Linked DNA regions of Homo sapiens: region 2 is linked to region 1. A link is a contact called in ENCODE Hi-C or POLR2A ChIA-PET data. All regions are on one chromosome and are shown on one strand. Each heading gives the region's core, a stretch centred on a gene start or an enhancer-like site at or near the end of the contact. The rest is flanking DNA. Distances are from core to core; before and after follow the strand shown.

The links. A loop is a pair of places that touch in the nucleus more often than their neighbours do. ChIA-PET counts read pairs that join two places held with the same protein, here RNA polymerase II (POLR2A). Pooled maps may share reads with other maps.
Region 2: a loop to region 1 is called in a pooled map, with 4 times the contacts of the local background. The contact joins the enhancer-like site here to the promoter of TOM1L1 in region 1. A Hi-C loop is called at or near these places in 1 of 168 maps with a recorded cell type or tissue (Calu3), 1 of 37 single-sample maps with no recorded cell type and 6 of 50 pooled maps. POLR2A ChIA-PET finds 5 or more read pairs at or near these places in 1 of 52 experiments (BJ).

The regions. Positions count from the first base shown.
Region 1 is chr17:54,899,172-54,903,426 of GRCh38, forward strand. TOM1L1 (target of myb1 like 1 membrane trafficking protein) reads left to right here and starts at 1,681. Exons shown (of 16, transcript NM_005486.3): 1 at 1,681-1,752. The coding sequence starts at 1,695. It overlaps LOC124904033 (a long non-coding RNA gene), which reads right to left and starts at 1,566. Exons shown (of 2, transcript XR_007065854.1): 1 at 1-1,566. RefSeq lists a silencer at 1,356-1,695 and enhancers at 1,776-1,885, 1,906-1,995.
Region 2 is chr17:55,293,294-55,297,220 of GRCh38, forward strand. All of the region lies in intron 2 of HLF (HLF transcription factor, PAR bZIP family member), which reads left to right. Among named protein-coding and RNA genes, the nearest start is that of HLF, 30 kb to the left of the region's middle. RefSeq lists silencers at 2,675-2,969, 2,695-2,989. Within about 2 kb of position 2,383, at least 4 of the 41 ENCODE cell types and tissues checked have a DNase peak (open chromatin) inside an H3K27ac peak, as active enhancers do.

The DNA.
Region 1 (4,255 bases), core at 431-2,930:
TCTGGATGCTCGGTTCCTTTCTCGTTCTCATTAACTGATAGAAGGCCACTGACACCAACATTGGCCTAAGCTAAAATTGGTTTTCTTTTTCAGAGATTGTAGGTTGATTCTAGGTTGCAGAAAAGGCAAAATATTTTGCTAGAGGCATGGAATACAGATTAGGTTGGTGATGTCACAAAAGAGGTTTTCAACAGTGTCAGCAGAGGCTATAGTGATGAGTAAGGAAGTTGATAAACGGCAACATCTGAAATAGCTACTCGCCCTGAATAGGCAGGTGGAGAATATTAGTTACACGTGGGACAAATCCCATTATGAGACATATCATCACAACAAGAATATTTCATTCTAGATTTTAGAATCCCAGGTTTTGGCTCACTTTGGTCAAGAAAAATTATAAATAATTGAGTTACAGATAATTAAATGTTAGCCTCCTGGAGTGCATGGCAATTGGTTTTGACCTCTATATTAAAATTCACAAGACCACGGACATAAGTCAAAACAGGTCCCCTTCGTCTCCCTAGTCACCATCTCCAGGGCTAAAAAACAGACTTGAAATGGGTGGCAGTTAGACTACAGGAAACAGGATCTACAAGCACCAGGAGCTCATCTATGGCTATCTGACATCGCCTGGGGACACCTCACTCTCTGGCAGGCTCCTGCTGGCTGGAGATTGTTAACATCGCCAATCAGATGTTAATTGAATGCAAAGGAATAGGAAATAAATTCTGGTTCTGAAGGGGCAGCTGGAAAGGTGTTGGGCTTCTCAGATTCCAACCTACATTACAAAGCAGGCCTAAAGCCAAGCATACTCCTTGCCAGAAGAAACGGAAAGCCCCTCTCCCGTTTTTAGAATCAGGCTGGAAAACACGGCTCCCAGAAGGTGGGGTTAGAAAACAAGAGCTTGCGAGGCGGCGCCCTGTGGTCCCTCGAGGAAATAGTAGAGAGACAAAGAGGGCCTGCTCCTGGGAAGCCCTAAATTCGAAGCCAATCCTTCCTCCTAGACATGACCACAACTTTAAAGGGCAGGGCGCACACCTCCCCTCCCGGATCTCTAGGACAAAGGCAGGTCGAGGGTAAATATTTCTAGTTATTCAGTATATTCAGTGGCTAACTATTTATTTTGTGGGTACCAGACACCGACATAATCGGTTACGTCCTTCCCTTAATTCTCATAATTCTGAGGTTTGTGTTATTAACCCCCTATTATCTTTGGTCTACCCAGGGCAGCCAAAGAGGCGCAGAGAAGAATGACAAGGTGCCCAGCAAGCGGCAGGATCAAAGCCTGGGTCTCTAATTCCCAGGCTGGAGATTCTGGGCTGCCTGCTCCTCCTGCACGGGGCGAAAAGCCCACCTGGGATCCGAGCGGGCGGCCGCGCCACTCTCGCAGGCTCCATACACCCGCCACTACCCGCCTGTACCACCTGCAGCCGGCAGCGCAGCCTCCTCGCGGGTCCCGCAGGGCGCGCTGCAGGTGCGCTGGGCGTCCCGAAGCCCCGCCCTCGCGTCCCTGCCCCGCGCCCAGCTCCTCACGCTCGGTGCCCGCGCCCCGCAGCGGCAGCGCAGAACGCACCGCCTCTGCCAGAGCCCGGGAAGCGCTCGGGCGAAGAGGAGGAGCCAAGGGTACCGAGCGGGTGGAGTCGGGAGCCGGAGAGCGGTGGAGGCGGATTTCCTGGGCCCGGCCCTCTGGCGCTACCATGGCGTTTGGCAAGAGTCACCGGGATCCCTACGCGACCTCCGTGGGCCACCTCATAGGTAAGGAGGCGCGGGGAGAGACGCCCAGGCAGGCAGGGGACCGTGGGATCCTTTCCTGCTTGATCCATTCTCGGCCTGCAGAGGACGGAGTTAGTCCAACTTGAAAAAATTATTCCCCTCCCCCCGCAACTTTCCCAAGGCACCCGCATTCCACCCGGCCCCCTTTCGTCGTTTCCTTCTTGGCCAACTCACTGTAGAACCTCAGTCCTCAAAAATGTACCTTCCTTTCGATGCCGCCTGGGGAGTGGAACCAAACAGGTGAACCGCGGGAGTCAGGCATGGAGTGTTTGGGCCTCCACGAGGAGACACCAGAAACTTCTCGGTAGGGGAAGTTATTCCTAAAGGCACATTCTCCAGGGCACGGTATTGTTATGCCCGTTTTACAGATCAGAAGAGGAGGCTCTGGGAGACTAAGTGATGTGGCCTTACTGTGAGGGGCAGGTCTCCCCAAACCAGTTTTCTCTAGTGCCAAGCTTATACAACCTGGATTACTTTTCTGGGTAAACAAAGAGAATGAAAATGCTTGGCATTGGAGTGAAGAGGAGGGGAACATAGGAGCCATCTGGGGCCACGGAGGTCTCTCGCAGGCCACTAGGGACTACACCAGCATCCACCTAAATGATTTCTCTCTCCTCCGGATGTACCTTGCATGATGTATGTAGAAGCCAGTGATTGGACTCCTACCAGCACCAGCTCACTGCTCCTTCTTTTCCCTGATTCCTCCCTTGGGAATTGGGTGTGGCACGAGTGCATATTAATGCCAGGCAAAGTGTGATGATGTCAGGAACTTAGTGGGGTGATGAAATCGTGAGAACCTAGTAGTTGTAGTAAAGAGGCCCAGATTTGGAAAATTTAGATCACAGCTCTACTAACTGCTGTGACACCGAACACACCACTTAAACAGAACCTTAGTTTACACATCCTTATAAGATGGTCAGAGTAGCTACCATTGAGGAGATGCTTTCCCTTAATGGCTGTGCTTTTTTGGATATTAGAATGAACCCCAAGCAGAAATGGATTCAGACTGTGTCTTCATAGGCAAACGAAACTTCAGCAGTTCTTCTGCTTAATTTTTTAATTCTGTAAACATGGACTAACTGTCAGCTATGTGCCTGGACCTGGATCAGGCACTGGTGAGGCCAAGGTGAGACGTGGTCTCAAACCTGAGGGAACTCACTTTCTTGTAGAGAAGACGGGCACAGTTTTGTGTGGCACCTTTGCAATGCAAGAAAATGCAAAACACACAAAACTTAGGAGAAGGGAGAAATGAATTCTGCGTGGCTTTTGAAGGGTGAATAGGAGTTTTCTTTTCTAGGGAGGTAAGCTTTGTCCATTCGGTGCCAGATTCAAGTTTTTTGTTGTTGTTGTTTTGTTTTTGTTTTTGTTTTTGTTTTGAGACGGGGAGTGACACCCAGGCTGGAGTGCAGTAGCTCTCGGCACACTGCAACCTCCGCCTACCGGGTTCAAGCACTTCTCCTTCCTCAGCCTCCCGAGTAGCTGGGACTACAGGCACATGCCACCACGCCAGGCTAATTTTTGTATTTTTAGTAGAGATGGAGTTTCACCATGCTGGCCAGGCTGGTCTCGACCTCCTGACCTCAGGTGATCTACCCACCTCGGCCTCCCAAAGTGATTGGGATTACAGGCGGGAGCCACCGGGCCCCGCCTCAAGTGGTTCTTTTCCTGGATTGAAAGCAAGCTAAACTTTGGGGTTCCCCCAAGCAAGTCCTTATTCTTCCCCTTCTCTATCTTTTTTGTTTTTTTCTCCATTTCCCCCAGAACCCGGTGTTTTCATGCTTAGGGATCTTGTCCTTCTCTTAGGAAGATGTTAGCGCATTCATACTGAGTGTTCCATTACCCTTTCCAGATAACATCTTGTATTCTTAAAGCGGCTGTCTGGAGAGGGAAAGATGCCTGATTATCTAATCATAGGGTTCCAAGTGCAGAAGCATTCTGGTCAGCCTGGTGCAGCTGTGGTTAGTTTAGATGCTTATTATTATTAGTTCGGATAGTTATCCAGCGCCAGTTTGAAATAATTAAGGCTGAAAGTAAAAGTGTATGCAATGGAAGTTTTTACATAGTTGAGGTAAGCAGTGTCTTTGCAAGTATTGGTTGAAGTTATAATAATTGGTAAAATTAGAAGGAATCGTGAGATTAAGATGATAGGACAATAAACGTATTACTTTTATTTGGAGTTGTGCCAATGTTTTGGCTCCTAAGAACAACGGATTACTTCTCTCCTTTAAAAGTTCTTTCCTCCTGTCCCCCCAGAGAATAAATTATTTTTAAAAACAAACAGTGGGACCAAACAACCTAGATTTGAATGCCAATTCTACTTCATACTGACTGTATAACTTTGGTAATTTCCTAACCTCTCTGAACTTCTATCTCATCATCTCTCACAGTGGGTTAAATGAAATTGCGTATGATAAAATACTTAGCACTATGCAGTTCACCTTCTAGGTAGCTGCTCACTAAGCCCTAGTTCCCTTCTCTGAAAGCC
Region 2 (3,927 bases), core at 1,133-3,632, 390 kb after region 1:
TAGGGGATGCCGGTGGAACGACCATTACATGTGGCAGCTGGACTGGGCAACGGCCGATCGCCACTGTGCTCTGAGGAGAGAAGGCAGAGCTTCCCCCTTTATCTGCTGGCTGGTGAAGTCCTGAGAACCGGGCAGTCAGCTAAGCACCAAGTTTTCTCTGACTACAGAGCTCCTATCAAACGGATGGGTAGAAAAGGAATGTTGTCATAATAGCTAACCCTTCTTTAGTGCTTCTTATAGTCTGGGCACTGGACTGAGGTTTATATGTGTTATATCATTAAAACTCAATCTCTGGGAACGACTGTTAGTACTTGGTAGGTATACTATTATTATTGTCGTTTTACAGATGAGAAAACTGAGGCCCAGAGAAAGTGAGCAAAATGGTGCTGGGGGCGATTAATAGGTGGCAGGGCTGGAACATGAAGCCACAGTCTGGCACCAAAGCCCATTCATGGAGCCCCAACTCAATGGGCTGCTTCTCAGTAGAAGGCTTTGCCTTGTGGAAGGTAGTAGAATGTCTAAAATCATCAGAACACCTGTGTGGATGGTACAACACGGTGACAGATATGTACCAGGGACCTAGATGTGGAGGGAGTGAGGAGGAAAGGAGCAACATATGCACCTCTGGGGAGGCCCTAAGGTCTCCTCAGCCAATTCCTAGGGAATTTAATTTTAAAGGACACAGAGAGGGTAGTTTTTAACACAGGTTTTACTTTTAAGTCATGAGGGATGACTTTCTAAGCCACAGTTCCTTCTGATAACGGTCTTAAAAGAGAAGCACCATGAAGTGATAAACACATCAGTCCAGGAAGATTTAGAGACAGCCTAGTAGAGGAGGATTGGAAACAGTGTGGCTGTGTCCCTGAGGGTGCTGGTGCTAAACCCACGGCACAGTCCATATCAGTCAAAGCTTCATTCTCCTTGTGCCCACACTATGCTGATCTGCCCCAGTGCAACAGGGAGACGCATATGGTCAAGAGAATGTGTCTTTCACGAATAGATTTTCTCCTTCGACCATGGTGAGAAGTCCTTGTAAAGAAGCATACATGAATATATGGATGTGTTGGGCATCAGCTGTGCGTGTGGCCCTCAGCCAGGTGAGTGGAGGAAGTTGGAGGCATTCAGTGTTCACCTCCATGTGCTTTTCAGAGACATACCTGGTGAGCTGTCTGCAGATACACAGCGTAGTGGGAGAGATACGCACGTGAAAGCAGCACAGGGCATGTAGCTAGCACTTGGTAAATATTAGTTTCCTTCCCCTTTCTGTGTGTAAGGCAAGTTGTACGAGCAAAGCATCCGCAGCTCAGAATGCAAAAATAGATCTCCATGTGGGGATGTGGCCTCTTTTCCCCAAGTGTGGACCAGATGTCAGGCCGCCTTGTGAGTACTCAAGGAATGTTACGGCTTCCTTCTTCAGGACTTCACTGCTTCTCTCCATATGGAGAAGGCTCCCTTTCCATGCACTTCCTGGATCTGAAAAACAAGAACAAGAAAGAGGATGGCTCTAAAGTCTCAGGAAATGGACCTTTCTATATCCTCCCTTTTAAAAAGCATTTGTATGTAGGTTTTTTAGGTCTTGCTGTCAAGTCGGATACACAGCTGTCATCTGTTATATCGGTGATTTAATAACATAATAAAAATTTATAGAGAACCACAAGCTCATGGATGTTTGTTTTGGAGTGCATTTATTCATCATTAGTATGGGTATTTTTAATCATTTACTGAGGGCCTAGCAAGGTGCTGGTAATTCAGAGATAAGGAAGATGTCATCCTTTAAACTTGAGAAGCTTATGAATGGCGAAGAGATATAATTAATTGTGAATGGAGTGTGGTAGATAGCATCAGGTTGTATATGAGGTAGAATCAGGAAAGCAAGAATGGCCAGCTCTGAATAGAGTGAGGAGGGAAGATGGGAGATGATCCTTGAGTTGTGTCTTGAAGAATGAGCAAAAATTATATTCATGGAAAGAAAGGATACAATATAAGTGACTTGTTGAGTTTTTCTTGGCTGATACTAAGAATGAATTTTCATTAAATATGCACCAGTAATTCACAGGAAATGATCAGGTCAGAATGTTATGGGACATTGGTCTGAAATATAATGAGAGGGGAAAAAAACAGAAAATTTAAAACGTTTATTTATGATGGCTAATATTCAGAGGGGCTAACTCCCTCCTGCCCAGATAAGGAGAACTTTGCCGCCTGGCAAGGGACCTGCGGCTCTGCACTGCCAGGGCAACAGAACCACACGTCTCAAACGTGGTGTTTAAAGAAGATGTTGGAAGGTTAGAGGCGGTGTAATGGATGGGATTTGACAGTTGCTGTGGCAACACACCCACTTCCAGAACATTAGTGTTAGTGGGAGGGCAGGCAAACTCGTGGTACTTGCCCTGGGCTGCCCTATGTCCCGTACCACCTGTTCTATGCCAAAGGTATGAACAAATTCAAAAGGACAAATGCCTCACATGGCTGATGGCTGCCTGCCTTTGTAGAACTGACCCTGGAATAAGATAAGAAGATGAGTAAATCAGAGAAAAGACAACAGGGAAATAGCGTGGAGGAGGAGGGGGAGGCCAGAGCAAGCAGTGTTAACTCCTTTCAGGTCAACATTTCCCAGGGTTATATTAGAATGTATTGACTAACTGGTAGATTTTTATGGGGAAAAAATGCATATGGCATCTGTGTGTCTAAAATGCCCTTGATAGAAGCAGTAGTGTAGAATGCTTTGGGGCATAAATAGTCCTTAGAGTAGCAAAAAGACAGGTTAATGCAAAATTGGTTGGACAGGTTTTGGTTGGAGGCCTGAGTGATTGCCTCCGGAGCACCACCTTCTGGGGAGTCATGGGTATGACATGGTGTGAATATTCCTGAGGTGTGGGTGGTTGGTTTCCTTACAAGGTAGGGTTTGCAAGCTCCTTACATCCACAGGGGCTGTTTCCTCTGGACCAGTCGTTCTCAATCTTGGCCTCACATGAGAATTACCAGTGATTTTTTTAAAAGAAATTTAAACATTTTATTACAAAATTAATATACGATTGTTGTAAAATAGGACTGTATAAAGAGTAACTTGAGTTCCCATATTCCATTTCCAGATTTAACTGTCCACAGTTTCTGCGTACTCTTCCAGACGTTCCCTTTGTGTTTATAAGCATTTATATACATATATATGGGGGTGGGTGTGTATATATTGTGTGTATGGAAATATGGAAATATATGTATATGCATACAATACATAGTGTTATGCATCTTGCCTTTTTCATTCAATATTTTTTGGAGATTTTTCCATATTAATACATATAGATCTGCCGGCTGCATAGAACCTATGATCTGGATATGCTATAATTTACTTAACAATGCCTCTAGGGATTTAGATTGTTTTCATCGTTGGATTCCATTCTTTGTACACTTGTGTGGTATATCTAAAGTTTTCATTCCTAGATGTGGAATTGCTGGATCAAAGTGTGTAGGCTCCAAAAGAATTGAACTAGTTCACACTCCCACTAAAAGTGTGTGAGAAAGCTGTTTCCTCTTCCATTCAAAAAAATTTTTTTTTTTTTTTACAGAGCCCAGGCCCCATTTTCAGATCTTCTGGGTGAGGTTGGAGGGGAGCTAAGTATCTGTACTTTTACAGAGCTCCACAGGTGAGGCTGATCTGTAACCAGGGTTGAGAACTTACATATGTTCTTATCTATGGCCTTAGATAGAGGGTGTAAAATTAGGAGACGCAGCTCCCACTGATGATGCCTGGGTCATGTCCTTTCAGATCCAAATTGCAAGATCTCCTTTAATGTGGTTAATTGGGAGAAATTGAATGACCCATTTCTTCTGAAATTTCTGTTAAACTGGAGGTCTTTATTTAGACAAATGTAAACATTAATCCATCTTTATTAAGATAATGTATGATTAAAGCAACAAGGTACCATCTAG